Linked DNA regions of Homo sapiens: region 2 is linked to region 1. A link is a loop called in an ENCODE intact Hi-C map of the cell type or tissue named here. Cell type or tissue: Calu3. All regions are shown on one strand.

Region 1 (8,000 bases):
GTGAGATAGCTCTTCACACCCAAGTGTTGGCAAGGATGAGGAGAAATTAGAACCCTGGTGCATTAATAGTGGGATTGTAAAATGATGTAGCTTCTATAGAAAATATTTTGGCACTTGCTTGAAAAAGTAAATATGGAATTGCCATATGAGTCAGTAATTTGACTGCTAGATGCTTACCAAAAAGAATTGAAAACAGGGACTCAAACAGATATTGTACACCAATGTTCATTGTAGCATTATTGACAAGTCAAAGGTGGAAACAACCCAAGTGTCTATCAACAGATAAATTAATAAACAAAAGGTAGTATATACAGTGTAATGTTCAGCCATAAAAAGACACGAAGTTCTGATATTTGATGCAGAGTGAATGAACCATGTAAATATTATGCTAAGTATAATCCACATATAAAAAGGACAAATATTGTATAATTTCATTTATATAAAATATCAACAATCAGCAAATTCATGGAGACAGGAAGTAGATTAGTGGTACCACGGGCTGGGGGAGGGAGGAATGGAAATTAATGCTTAATGAGTCCAAAGTTTCTCTGAGATGATGAAAAAAATTGGAAATAACTAGTGGTGATGGTTGTACAGTATTGCAAGCGTACTTAAAACCACTGAATTCTACACTTAAAAATGGTTAAAAGGAAAAATTTTATGTTATATATGTTTTACCTCAATTTTTTCAAATAAGGTATAGAATTTAATGTGTTCAGGCTACCCTAATATCACCCGCTTATCTGAGCCCTACACTTTCTGATCAGTAGTAGTGAAGAAGTTTTCATAAGAGTTGTTCTGATGAGGTCTTTTTTAACCTCTGAAGGTATTTTGGGTTTTTTTTTAAGTGAATCTTCGGAAACTAACAGCTTTTCTTCTAAGTGAAAATCAGTGTGCTGCAGCTGGCAGCTGACAGCATTAAAATCATCCATTTGACATACAAATTAGTACTGGAGTGTCTTTTGTCATACAGATATGCAGAAATTACTATACAGTGACCAGATGTATTGGATATATTATCTAAACTCACATAGAAGACAGAATGGATCTGAGAAATACAGCTTATTCATGTGCCTGAATAAGTATTATATAATCAGAAGCCATGTGATACCATTTTAATATGTATTCATTAACTATTTCCTGTAATTACAATTGATTAGCGGTTTATTGCTATAAGATGGTTTCTTTACAATTACCACTTCCCCTTTTGTATTTGTATTTGGCCCTGCTTCCACATTAAATACATCAGAAAACCTTTGGAATCTGCCATTTTTTATCTAGATAAAACATTGCTTTTCACCAGAACAGAGTAAAGAAGGACTGCAAAGATCTTAGTTTACTTAAGGTACCATGTAGAGGCTTCTCTAGGCCAGAATTTAGTCTTGCTAAATCCCACTTGTCAGTTATTCCTTAATTCACTTTATCTTAAAGGTTAAATAAAGCAATGAGCTATAGTGTATAGTATAATCAAGTATAGTCAAATATGCTGTAAGCAAAGCTATATTACTAAGTCTTAAGAAAAATCAGATAATCTCTAATGAGTGAAGTGGAGTCCTAGATCTCTGAAATGTATGGTACTGTTCACAGGGTAGACCCGTTTTTGTGCTAATCCTTGTTGCTGTATGGATGAGTTTAATTTGACAAGCCAAACAAATGTCGACTGCATCTATTGGTAGGAAGACCTTTGTATCAAAACAAGCATGAAGTCAATTCAAGCCTTTATTGTGTCACATTTAAAATGAAAAACACGGCAAAGTCTCACTCTTGTGCTGTTGCAAAAATAATCGTTTTTTAAAAAGTCATGTGAGATATTACATCTTTGGCTACTAAACTGTAATTAGATTCTCTGGGCTTAGAAACAAAACATGCCAGCAGGATATATACAGAGAGCCCCAGAAAGATACCTCTTACAAAACTGAAGCATGCTGAATTAATCTCAGAGAACAAGTATATAAATCTGGGAATTGAAGCAATAACTATTCAGATCAATAGGGAGAGCTAGTCTACCATATCATGTATTAAGTAAACAAGGATATAAAAAGGTACATTTTTATATCCTTGAGCAGAGTGTTCAGATATAAAGGAGAATTTTTATTTTGACATTAATCAAATGTTACCTAGTGGAAAATGTATAATTTGTTTTGATACCCATGGCAACCATTACCCACATTACCCTACTTCTAACATAAGGTCAAAGTTTCAGCTTGTAAAAACTCCATAGTGAATCCATCTCTTTCCTGAAAGTAAATCGTGATGTTTAGTAAGAATAATGAGTTGGTACCATAGCATGCTTAATGTGTTATTGTGCTGTTTTCCTCCCTGTGGGAAAATAAGGTAATGGGATGCAACTCTAGAGACAGTGATGGGTCTCAGACTGGAAAACTGGCCAACAACATAGAATAGAAGAAATTGAAAGCTCCAATTAGTGTTTTTATAACTTTAGTTTTAAGAAAAAGTGTAAATGTCTTATTGGTATGTTAGTCTCTGAAACTCATAAGACTAAAATTAATTATTAACTATATCTAGATAATATTTTGTGATTATGAGACCACTAATATTTTATCCCCAACAGTGTATCACATTCAAAAGGATATCTACAAAAGAAACTGGAGGAATCTTTGCCTCTCACTTTGTCTTATCTTTTCAGAAAATATTAGAGACAGTTCATCTTACCCTTAAATTGTTATATTCTTGGCACAAAGTTAATACTTTTCTTTTGTTATCAAAAGAAATATTCATCTAAACATATCTAGTTGCAGGCAGATGGGCAATTATTCTTTAAAGCAAAACAAAAAATAGAAAAGAGTAATGTATATCTGAATAATATTTTATTCTTGTCTAGAAACCTAGACAAGAGACAGTTTATGTGGATATTCTATCACTAAACAGTGTGAGTAACTGATACTTTCTACATGTGGCATGTAATAATTAAGTTTAAAATGTGATTTCAGTTGTTTTTAAATAAAAATGATCAGATTCATAATAAGCAAGACATGCCATTGCATCTACTTTTTAAAATAAGGTAACAACCCAATTGTGTTAATTTACACTCCCCTGTAGCCCTAGTATATTTGATCTGTAGATGATAGGTTGGAAGTTAATTTGTGTTGTGGTAATATGAGGCTTTTCCCCCCTCTCCCGGCTCCCCATTACTTCCTGGATTCCTTAACCAAGCTAAACCAAGTTTTAAGATATTGTGGTGATCATTGGTAGCCTTTACCTTTTGCTAGTCTCTTTGTTCATTCAGGCTACAAGAACAAAATACCAAAGATTGGGTGGCTTATAACAATAGAAATTTATTTCTCACAGTTCTGGAGACTAAGTCCAAGATAAAGGCTCTGGTAAGAGCCCACTTCATAGTTCATATATGGCCATCTTTATGCTGTGTCTTCATGTGGAAGAAGGGGCAAGGAAGCTCTCTCAGGTCCTTTTTATCAGGTACTAATTCTATTCATGAAGGGTCTCCCCTCATGACCTCATCACCCCCAAAGGCCCTCCCTCCTAATATCATTACCTTGGGGTTAAGATTTTAACATATGAATTTGGGGAAGACACAAACATTCAGACCGTGGCACCCTTCTCTCTTTAGCCCTGTCACCTTCCCCCCTTTGCTCAAGCTCTTCCTCTAGCCTTTGGTCTCAGGCACCTGAGATTATCCTTCTACAATTATGTGTTCAAAAGAGTCAAAATAACTTCATAAGACACTGTAAACCAATTCAGCATATGTGTTGTCCCTGTATTAAACTTCTCTAGCTCCAGATAGTATCTATCTAGTTCTTCAGATTAATATGATACTTCTAGAACTTCTAAACGTGTCATGGGTCTTTTTACCTGTTCTAAAATTTATTAGACCTCTTTATACCTTAAGCATTTAGTTAAAGAATGAGAAGTGAATATCCTTTATCAGCTTCAAGTATGCAAGGAATTCTTTCTTGATCTTGTTATACCTATAAGCACTGGCTATGGTTAAACTTGGCTTTCTTCCTGACATTTTTCTTGCCTTGCTCGTCAGCAAATGTTTTAGTCTGTAGGTTTATATTAGATTATAAGAAAATAGTTTATATATTAATGCACCTTGAACATGCTGGACATCATATAAAAGTTGGGAGTAACAGTGGAAACTCTTCTACATAACTCTGATTTGTTAAGTGATAAAAGATTACTTCGAAAGACTCATGAACTAAAAACTCCTGTTGAGTCCTTATTCTTATAGCTTTTCATAAGTTTTGTGTAGTAAAAAGCAAAGTAGTAGTGAAGAGGGCCTTAATACACCTAATCCAGACATTGGTTTTCTTGGTTTTTTAACATGTTTACTAGAAATATTATATGGTAAAATATAAGCAGTTTTTAAAAAGAGAGAGCAAGCTTTTTTCCAATTTCCAGGAAAAACTGCAAAGTCATCATCTTAATCTTGTGATCTTTGGCACTCACATTTGTGACCTGACACAGGATGAAAGTTATCTTGTCTCAATATGTGTTATTCTACATACCCACCCTGTACTCCACAGCCCACCATTTAATTACTCCTTACCACAGGAATGTCTGTGGCTGAATAAGAAACTAACCATAGTTGCCCTCCCATTTGACCCACAGAGGTTGGAACTTGGCTGTGATCCATCATAGTCCTAACTGTTTTTTGAATCTCAGTTTTTATTGTATACATTCTTTTCAGGGCATAGCGTACTTTGTGTAATATGACCAGTGGCTTGAACACAGTGTGGGTTTACTAGTCTCAGTTGTCTAGTGTAAACAGAAGCTGATAAATGCTTGTTGCTGAAATTCAGTTCCCAAATGTCATAGATCAAAAGAAAATTTACCACAAGACTTATTAGGGCTCCTGATACAAAATGATATTAGATGATGGAATTTTATCAGAAGAGCCTTGTCTTCTCACATAAGCCAGTGCATGTTTTTAAGAACAAGAATTGTTTTCAAGCAAACTTTTCTATCATAGTTTGCTTTTCAAAAAAATTTCCACATAGCCATTTCTGGAAGGACTTGTTTAAAAGTAGAAACTATTATTAATCACTAATCTATAAATCTATAGGAAGATCCTAATTGCCATATTCACAAACACTAAGTCACTAACATAATTTTAAAAATTAAAACATAGTATAAAAGAAAACTTTTTAACCTGGAGTTCATCATGAATTTCAGGAGGTTTTTGAACTAATTGAAATTATGTGTAAAGTGTTCCACATAAATGCCATTTTTTGAGACACAATATTCATAGTCTTTATCTGATTGCCAAAGCGTTTGTGACCCAGTACATTAAGAGTCACTGGTAAAAATCACTCCTCCATCATAAAGAGTTCACCATGAACACCATAAAGCCGTATCTCACATTCCATTTGGGGACAAGTTTGCATTTTACATTTGAATCTATGCGTTTGCAAAGTGTTGTAAATTTCTCTCCTATAAAAGGAGTGATTAAGGAAAGGATAACGGAAGAAGAGAGGATAGAAGGAAACCATCTTGTAATAAGGATCTGCCTGTGAATCGGGCATATACACACACACACACACACACTCACAGAAACACAGGCACACCTCAAAGATACTGCAAATTCAGTTCCAGACCAACCCAATGAGGCAAATATGGCAATAAAATGCATCACACAATTTTTTTGTCTCCCAGTGCATATAAAAGTGGTTTACACTATACTGTAGTCTAGTAAGTATGCAACAGCATTATATCTAAATTAAGTACATACATACCTTAATCAAAAAATGCTTTATTGCTAAAAAAAAAAAAAAAAGTATGCTAACAGTCACCCAAGCCTTCTCTAAATCATAATCTTTTCACTGGTGCAAGGTCTTGCCTCCACACTGATAGCTACTGACTGATGGTTGCTAAAGGTTCCTAAAGGGCAATGGTGGCTAAAGATTGAAGTGGCTGTGGCAATTTCTTAACATAAGACAACAATGACGTTTGCCGTATCAATTGACTCTTCATGAAAGATTTCTCTGTAGCATGCAGTGCTATTTAACAGCATTTTACTCACAGAAGAACTTCTTTCCAAATCAAGTCAATACTCTCCAATCCTGTTGTTGCTTTATCAAATAAATTTATATAATAAATGCTTTGTTGTCAAAAATGACACAGCATCTTCACCAGAAGTAGATTGCATCTCAAGAAAACACTTTTTTTTTTGCACATTCATAAGAAGCAACTCCTCATCCATCCAAGTTTTATCATGAGATTGCAGCAGTTCAGCCACATCTCAGGCTCTGCTTCTAATTCTAGTTCTTTTACTATTTCCACCATATCTGCACTTTCTACCTCCACTGAAGTCTTGAACTCCTCAAAGTCATCCATGAGGGTTGGAATCAACTTCTTCCAAACTCCATTTCATGTTGATATTGTGACCTCCCAAGAGTCACAAATGTTTTGAAAGGCATCTAGAATGGTGGATTATTTCCAGAGGATTTCAATTTATTTTGCCCAGATGCATCAGAGGAGTCACTATCTATAGCAGCTACAGCCTTACAAAATGTATTTCTTAAAGAATAAGACCTGAAGGTTGAAATGACTCCTTCATCCATGGATTGCAAAATGTGTTAGAATGCATGAAGACAACATTCATCTCTTTGTATGTTCTCCGTCAGAGCTCTTGGGTGACCAGGTGCATTGTCAATGAGCAATAATATTTTGAAAGGAATCTTTTTTTCTGAGTAGTAGGTCACAACAAAGAACTTAAAATATTCAGTAACCATGCTGCAAACAGGTGTGCTGTCGTCCGGACTTTGTTGTTCCATTTATAGAACACAGGCAGAGTAGATTTGGCATAATTCTTAAGGGCCCTAGGATTTTGGAATGGTCAGTGAGTATTAGCTTCAACTGAAAGTCACCATCTACATTAGCCTCTAACAGGAGAGTCAGCCTATCCTTTGAAGCCTTGAAGCCAGGCATTGATCTCTTATCTCTAGTTATGAAAGCCCTAGATGGCATCTTCTTCCAATCAAAGGCTGCTTCATTTGCATTGAAAATCTGTTTAGTGTCATCAGCAATCTTAGCTAGATATTCTGGATAGGATAACTGCAGTTTCTCCATTAGTACCTGTTGCTTCACCTTACACTTTTAGTTATGGAGACAGCTTCTTTTCTTAAAGCTCATGAACCAATGTCTGCTAGCTTCCAACTTTTCTTCTCCAGCTTCCTCATCTCTCACAGCCTTCATAGAATTGGAGAGCTAAGGCCTGGCTCTGCAGATGGTGATTAAGAGAATGGTGTGGCTAGTTTGATCTCCTATCCAGACCACAAAAACTTTCCCTGTATCAGTAAGAAGGCTGTTTTGCTTTCTTATCGTTTGTGTGTTCACTGGAGTAGCACCTTTAATTTCGTTTAAGAATTTTTCCTTTGCATTCACAACTTGGCTGTTTGGCCCAAAATGCCCAACTTTTGGGCTATCTTGGCTATCAACATGCCTTCCTCACTAATCTTAATCTTATTTCTAGATTTTTTATTTAAAGTGAAAATTATGTGACTCTTCCTTTCATTTGAACACCAAAGGCCATTTTGAGGTTATTAATTGGCCTAATTTTAATATTTTTAATATTTTTGTGTCTCAGGAAATAGGGAGGCTTAAGGAGAAGGAGAGAAACAGAAATGGCTATTCAGTGGAGCAGTCAAAACACATTTATTCACTAAGTTTGCCATCTTATATAGGTATGGCTCATATCCCCCAAAGTAATTACAATAGCAGCATCTGAGATCACTTATCACAGATCATCATAACAGATATAATAATAATGAAAACGTTTCAAATATTGCAATAATTACTAGAATGGAACTTAGAGGTATGAAGTGAGCACATGCTATTGTAAAAATGGTACCAATAGACTTGCTTGACACAGGATTGCCACAACCCTTCAATTGGTTAAAAATGCAATAATTGTGACATGCACTATAGCAAAGCACAATAAATGAGGTGTTCCTGTATATACAATTTTTCCAACAACCCTCTAAGTGTACTGTTTAACTGAATTATTATTACACATT
Region 2 (8,000 bases), 98 kb after region 1:
GATGCCCCTGTATTTCAAGGAGGGTATCACTGTTCATTGGGATTGCACAAAAGCAGGCCAGAAAAACCTGGGTCACCAAATAGACTTCCTTCTGACCCACTGACCCACTCTTCTCCTAGGCCTGATAAAAGGGAGAAGAGGAGAGAAGATGAGAATTGGAAAAAGAGGATAGAGCAACATAGGAGTTCATTGTTAGTTCTGGAGTTGTTAGCGTTCTTCAGAGCAGTGGCCTTTTTTCAAGCTCACATCATCTAATCCAATCTCCCCAGTGTGACCACGCCTTTTTTCACCTTTGAAGACGACCTAGGGAGAGAATGCACACACCAGTCAAGCCTCCTCTGCCCCTTTCTAATGCCTCCTTATTAAGCAAAAATAAAGGCAAACCTTCCCCCAAACCAATTTTAAACTTATTTTGCAGGAGGAAAAAAACAGAATATAGTTGCCAGTATCACTGAAGCTTCTCTTTCAGTAGAAACTGAAGTCATCAAACTGTTCATCAGACCACATTACTCAGAATCAATTATTCTTTAAAAAGCCATTCTAAGCTATAGACCAATTCGATTTAGGATTGTTTATAAAGTGCACACTTTTGTCAAGGATTACCAAAGTTAGAAGAGTGTGATAGAATATAAAGGAACAGATATTAGGAGCCAAAGATCTGAAAGATCATAATCACACAGCCTATCTTAAATGTTTCTTAGTTCCTTTGTGGTTAACATCGCTTTCTTGCTGAAAATGGAATAGAATCAAACACCATAATCCAATCACACTGTTGCTTTACCTATGTAAAAACCAAAAACTTTTATTATTCTTACATTATATTTTCTATAGAGCATCCTTGCTCCTTATAAAACAAGAGAAAACCTAAGTGCTATGATTTAAAATGATTATCTTGTTTTATTTCTCTAAACAATAAAAATACTGAGAAAAGTTTTAAGAAAAAATATGTAAGAATTAAACAAAATCCAAGTACTCTGATAAAAACTGTATTAATGGAATCTATCTTTTCTTTCTAAAATGGTTTCTTATAAACTATACCTACATACAGGCATAGGTATCTCCCAACAGCAAGTTTCATAAGCACCAGCAAAATGATGACATTTTCCCAAATGCATTCATAATTTTGTTGGGATGCCCTAGACCATTTTTTTGCTACCTATGTCTTGATTACTTAAGATCAAATTTATATATTCCATCAAAGCACTTCCCACATCCTGTCCTGAATAGAATAGTGCTTTCCAATTGTAGTTCTGAGTTCCCACCCTACGCTGCTTAACTGTGATCTCTGAAACAAAGAAAAAAATTTGAACTTGAAAGAAACATTTCAAAAAAGAAAAAAGAACCATCTCCTGGGTAATTTATGGTAGTAAAAGTTTGAAATCTAAGGAATTAAAAGGAAAGGGAAAGCAGGAACAATTAAGCTCACCACCCCACCCTTGGAAGTTTCTGTTGATCAACTTTAAAAAAAACCAAAAAAACTTTTCTATTCCTAGATTTTTTTTTCCATTAAAAAAAAATGGATCTTTACCAGGGTTAGGGAGAGGTGGTGATCACAGGTTGCAATGAAGAAGGATGAAGAAGCAGAAAGTGGTTTCAGAAAGAGACACTGAATGGAGTCATCAGGCCCAGAAAAAAACCCAAACCTTTATCTGAGCCTGAATTCACACAGCAAGGCTTCTTCAAATTCAGATCCCAGAGTTCTCCTATGAAAGGAAAACGTCCCAGGTCCTGCCTCCTTTGTGGATCTACTTACGCTCTTGATGTCAGCCCCTCGCAAGGTGATCTGTGTTTGCCTCCAGCCATGGCCACCATTTCTTCCCCACAGGGCTGCTCCGTGGGCACCGTGTTTTCTCACAAACACCTGGAGTGTGCCAGAGTGCAGCCCCGTCACCTTGTGCCTGAATGACAGGCACAGGTCCCCTGAATGCATGAGGCGGCCGAGAGGTAGCACCAAGCGTGCAGCTTTTCCCCCTGGGGCTTTGGCTGCCGACACTGTCAGATATTGTCCACCTGGAATGGGAAAAGCAGGGCTGTGTGTATGTGCCAATATCCCTTTCTAGAACAAGCAGCATGGACAGGAGTTTTAGTTTTTTTTTTTTTTTCTTTTCTTTGTAAAGAATTCCAGATTTTTGAAGAAGAAAAATATGACTTATTTGTATGCCTGTCTTAAGTTCTATGGTATGTGTTTACAGAAAACATTCACTTACTTTGCTCATGGAAAGTACAAGTAATGCCAGAGACACACAATAATTAGTAACCAAACACTATGAATATTTCCAGTGGAATATGATCAGACATATAGGCATACAACAACATATACACATTCACCACCTTGTGACCCTCACCAGTTTATGATAACGTTGTCCAACACCCCTGGCGATCTGGCTTGGTGGTTTGGTAAAACTGACCCTAAATTTCTAGGGAGAATTTTCTGGTGGATAATTAACCTCTGAACAGTAAAGCAGATGGTGATTTAAAGGGCCCTATATCTGCTTATTCTCTCCTCCCCCAACTTAAAAAAAAAAAATCTCTAAACGTAAAGGTTCTTTAAAAAAAAAATCAGAGTTGGCAGAGCTTCTCACACTGGTGTAAATCTAACACCAGGAAGATACAGAGGTATTCAGGAAACCCTCCCCGTCTTCCTGGAGCTTCAATTTTATTTGGAGGTAAGCCATTTAAAACATTTTTATAGTAAAACAAATCTATATCATATCTATTCTATAAATATGTCCTATTATATATACATGAACACAAATATTAATAAAAACTTTCACTTTAGATAGACCACTTTGATGATGTTCTCAGATCCCTAGGGCTACAGAGTTTTCTTCCCTCTGTTGTTAAGGAAACTGCATTAGAAAAAAAATGGTTAAGCAGCAGTGAAGTGGGGGGTGCTGCTTCTCAAGAGAGAGAAAGTTGCAAGTAGTATTTTGAAACTTGATCCATGTACAAATGACATTCCCTCAGGCTATTTTATCTCAGTCAACTGAAAACACACTGTATGTTTCAACACTGGTTTTTCCATAGAAAAATGGTTGGAATGTTGAACATGTGTATCTATTTTGGTAGTAATCCCATTTAGTTTTCAGTTAACAGATATAAACTATCATCTCTTTCTTATGCTTAATTTATACAGGACATGATAAAATTTGGTATTAACTTTTTATTCCAGTGTCTTCTCTAACAAGTCCCGTCGGAGCTCTATAGGTCACAGGTGATTTCTGTGCACTTACTGTGTGCCAGCCTCTGTGCTAAGGGCTCCCCAGCAGGTTGTGAACAACTTAAAAGTCTGAACCAAAGTTTCCCCCAAACCTCTGTGTTACCCTGCTAGCAGGCAGCAGGTGTTTAAGGATGTTTGAATCAACGAATGATGTTCCAAGGATACAGCAAAAAACTGCAGGGAAATAGATCCTTGATTCACGTACTTGAATCACTAAAAATACATAATGTCTTAAGAATCTTTCTCCCACTTCCCTTGTCCCCTTCCTCCACAAACTAATCCAAACAATATTTTGGGCCAAAATATTTACATGTCTCACTATAAGTCAGCTTTTGAATCATCACAGGTACTCTGGTTAAGACTAAGATATAAGGTTATTACAGTTAACCTGCAAGTTTCGAGAAAACAAGGATTAAGTCCCTGTGGAATGTACACTGATACCATTCTGCCAGACGCTACCTGCAAACAAGACAACCTAACACACCAAGGTATTCTTTGCATATGCATTTAAAACTCTAAAATTTACAACATGATAAATGAGGTTATGATTGTTCTTCCTCTGTAGAGCTACTCTGTGCGCACCAGGTTTTGCTTTTGCCGTTTTTTTTTTTTTTTTTGGCCATGAAGAATTCGTTCCCTTTGTAATAAAGGAAATGATACAAGTTGGAACATTAACTAAGGGAAAAATTGATTCAGTGTCAAGCAAGTTACCTATTAAAATTTTCACTTCTGATTTCATAATTCTGGTGATAAATGTACAATTATATTAAACATTCATTCAGTTTACAGTATCACAATATCTCAAGAATTTTGGGGAGGGAGGGTAAATAATAGATGCTGCAAAACTTGACCAGAAAGTTGGGTTATAAAATGTTAGTTTATTTATTTTTAATTCTGTAGTGGTTGGTGCCTTTAAATTTTCAATTCACAAAATCTAGAGGTATTTGTGAAGGTTTTGACTTCTGAACTTTTCTTATGTAATACATTCACATAAATGCACATGAATATGAACTTTTTTTAAAAAAAGGAATACTATATTTGCAGTGTTGTAAGTTGCTTCTTGTATAACCATTTTTCTATGGTAGCAAATACACTTTGCATTGCTGCAAGTATGCCAATAACCATTTAGCCAATTTCTTACTGAAGAACATTTAAGTTTCCAAATTTGCATGTTAAGATAAAAATACCATAAAATAGACAAACAAAAATGTTTTTAAATATTTGCAACAAATTAAAAAAGGATAATTTTTCTTTTTGTATAGAAAACTTCCATAAATCAATAAAAATACTAAAGAAAAATAAAGAACATCAGAGAAAAAATGACAAATATATGAAAATGTGATCAACTTTTCACAATAAAAGAAATGCAAAGTAAAATTAAAAGAGATTCCTTTTAACCTATAAGATTGGCAAAGATTTTGAAAATACTTTTATAATATATTGGGAATGGTTTTCAAATATTGTAGGAAGAAGTGTAAATTGCTACAACCTTTATAAAGGGCAATTTAATAAAATCTATCAAAATTCAAAATACAAATTCTCTTTTGACATAGCAATTCCACATTTAGGAATTTATTCTATGGATATAGTCTAACATATATTAAATAATGAATGTATAGGGTTATTCACTGCACTACTGTCTGAACTACCTAAAGTCTTGAAACAACTTATGTTCCTCTGTGGAGGGCTGGCTAAATACATTGTGGTACATCTGATGAGTAATGGAATAGCAGCCAGCCATAAATAAGAATGAGGGTGTTCTGTATGTACTGACAGGGGACATGCTTCAGCCACAATGGCTAATACTATTTTAGTGGTAACTCTGGGCGAGGCACTGCTTGAAATGCCTTACATATGTTTAGTGGATAGTACTTATTATCCCCATTTAAGTAACTTGCTCAAGGTCAAAGCTAGTATGTGGTGGTGCTGGGTTCCAGACCAGGTATTCTGGCTTCAAAGTCCATGTTCTTCCTGTTAACTCTTAAGGTAGTATCGATAAGTGACAAAGGCAAGGCACAGAAGAGAATGCCATTGTATCCAAAAATATCTCTCTGAGAACATAATCAAGAAACTGGCTGCATCTTGCTGGGTGGTGAATGGGAGTCAGGGATGGTAGAAAGCTTTCACTTATATTGTTGATTTATTTTACATTTATGTGTATTTTAAAATAATGTTTTAATGCTGAAATAGACATACTTGTATGTACATGCTGGCATACTTGATACATATGTAAGCAAATTCCTTGTAGCTATCAGTGGCAGACAGAGTGCTGAGTCAGTTGCCCTTAATCCTTGTTCTCCAGAGATCAAGGTTCCAGGAAAAGGGCCTTAGTTCTAGCTTTGACACACACAGGAGAAGGGTGTGTCCCCAGGGCCACAGCTACATACCTGCAGCGCATCACCATGTCTGTCAGCAGCACAATTTTCCATTTCTTAGAGGCATTGTTAATTTCACATCTCACTGTGACTGAATGTGATAAAACCTAATAGCACCATGAAAGGCAGCTAGCAAATGCACTTATTTTGCAGCTATTTCTTAAGGTTTTGAGTTTTGAGAGTTTTCTTAGAAATATTAGCATATAAGAATATTTACAAATCTGGATCTTGGATTAGAACTGCACATCATTAAAATCATCCATAATTGGATATCCAAACACATATTCTTTTATAAGTGGTATAATCTAGATAGAAATAGGTAAATAATTAGCTTGGTAATTAGAATAATACACAGAAATTATTATTTATTATTTTTTTTTGACGGAGTCTTGCTTTGTCACCTAGGCTGGAGTACAGTGGCGTGATCTCGGCTCACTGCAAGCTCTGCCTCCCAGGCTCAAGCGATTCTCCTGCCTCAGCCTACTGAGTAGCTGGGACTACAGGTGCCTGCCACCACGCCTGGCTAATTTTTGTATTTTTAGTAAAGACGGGGTTTCACTATGTTGGCCAGGCTGGTCTTGAACTCCTGACCTCAGGTGATCCACCCACCTCAGCCTCCCAAAGTGCTGGGATTACAGGGGTGAGCCACTGTGTCTAGCCGATTTTTTATATTCTTCTCTGGCCTTCACATGTGATACACACACACATACACATACATACACACACACACATACACACACACACACACACATACACTCCATCCACCTGAATTTCCTAGAATAAAAAACCATGAAAAGGTAAGCTTTATTAGTATTTTCCCATCAGTGCTGGGTTATAATTCTCTCAACATATTCTAAAAATATATTCTGCAATTCCATCCTCACATATCCTGCCTTCCAACTCTCTGCCATCTTTTGGTCTTCCCATCCTTCTTTCCAAGCTAGAATCCTGCTCACTGAATTTCTTGGGACTATTTCCACATTCCATTCTGAATCAGGCTCTCAGAGCTGGTTTAGAGGTTTTCTAATCCAACTTTCATCTGATGCTCAAAACCTTTTAACAGTATCTTGCCATATGTCACCCAGTCAAATGCTTCCACCAAGATAACTCACTCTTTCCATGTCAGCCTGTTCTCTTTTTAGATGACAGTGAGCCAAAATGAATCTCCCTGTATTTTTTACCCATCAATCCTATTCTCATCCCCTTTCGGTCACAGAGAACAACTCTAACCCTAGTCAATTATTTGAAAAGGAACCCTGATGCATCATTTCTTCTCCAGGCTAAACGTTATGGTTCCTTTGCCTGTTTTTCACAAGCTTGGAGATACCTTTCCATGCAGGTCATCCTCTTCTAAGTGACCAACTCTATTCTTCTCATATTAGAAAAAAAGAATTCTCAAAAGTGGATTCACCACTTAACCAAAGTGGATTTTCATTCTTGAAACATAGCATATTTCTATAGAGATGGTCCATATTTCTGGCAGCAACATCACAAGGTTCGCTTAGATTGATTTCATTACACACTAAAACTCTAAAGTCTTCTACCCTTAGTGATATGTCAGGTCTTCCCCCTCACTCAGATGTGTGACTGGTTTCTCGACTATGAGCCATAACTTCGACTCAACCCCATTACATTTCACCTTCTTAATTGTGACCCATTAATCTAATTTTTCGAATGCTGGTTGTATCAGCACACATAGTCACTTTCCTCTCCAGATTTGAGTCAACCGTAGTTTGGTCAGTTTATCTTCAATATTAAGTTCAATGTCCTATTTATCTAAGTTCTTGGTAAAAACTTGGACCAATTCTAGAAAAGCATCCTCCAGGGACCGTAGCCAATCATCACGAGTTATCCAATCACTCAAGCAGGCATCTCTTCCTTTCAATTTGCTCTGTACTAACACGGTCCAATAACGATTTCAAATTTCTTTGTCTACCATTCTAATTTCTAACCCTCTTCTCATTTTTCCATCAGAGAGAAAGGGAGATTTGGGTCACAACAAATTTAAACATTTACAAATATAATGAATAATAAAAAAATGTTGAAAAGGACTAAATTGGTTCTAAAATACAGTATTTAAATTCTAAAACTCAAGTATTTTACATAGATTGTTTACATAGAAGTGCAGTGAATTCTCCTGAGTTTAGCATGAATTACTCTCCCCAGTGTAACTTACTTGAAGGAATCATTCATTATGACCATAAATATTATTCACCATTCTGTCATACATGACTGCCAAAGATCCCTCCTTCTGTAGCAAACTACTCCAGGTCAGTGGTCAGTCAGTCTAATCTACAGGTCTGTGATCTGCTAATCAGATCATGCACACTACCACATGCACACCTACTGAGGCCAGCCTGTGGTACAGTCAAAAACACAATAATGCTGCAGATGTTCTGAGTATT

What was found. A loop is a pair of places that touch in the nucleus more often than their neighbours do. Peaks named below come from ENCODE experiments on the same cell type or tissue, not always from the same donor. Only the 100,000 strongest peaks of a DNase experiment are listed, where the experiment ranks them.
Region 2: a loop joins it to region 1, with 7 times the contacts of the local background. A loop is called at or near these places in 2 of 110 quality-filtered maps.

Annotation. Positions count from the first base shown.
Region 1 is chr4:106,059,197-106,067,196 of GRCh38, reverse strand. The region is part of intron 25 of TBCK (TBC1 domain containing kinase); the gene reads left to right. Among named protein-coding and RNA genes, the nearest start is that of NPNT, 170 kb to the right of the region's middle. In Calu3, no CTCF peak of the experiment used is centred here; a DNase peak (open chromatin) is centred at 4,566.
Region 2 is chr4:105,961,198-105,969,197 of GRCh38, reverse strand. It overlaps NPNT (nephronectin), which reads right to left. Exons shown (of 12, transcript NM_001033047.3): 11 at 1,754-2,010; 12 at 1-303. The coding sequence ends at 208. Among named protein-coding and RNA genes, the nearest start is that of NPNT, 70 kb to the right of the region's middle. In Calu3, no CTCF peak of the experiment used is centred here; a DNase peak (open chromatin) is centred at 1,957.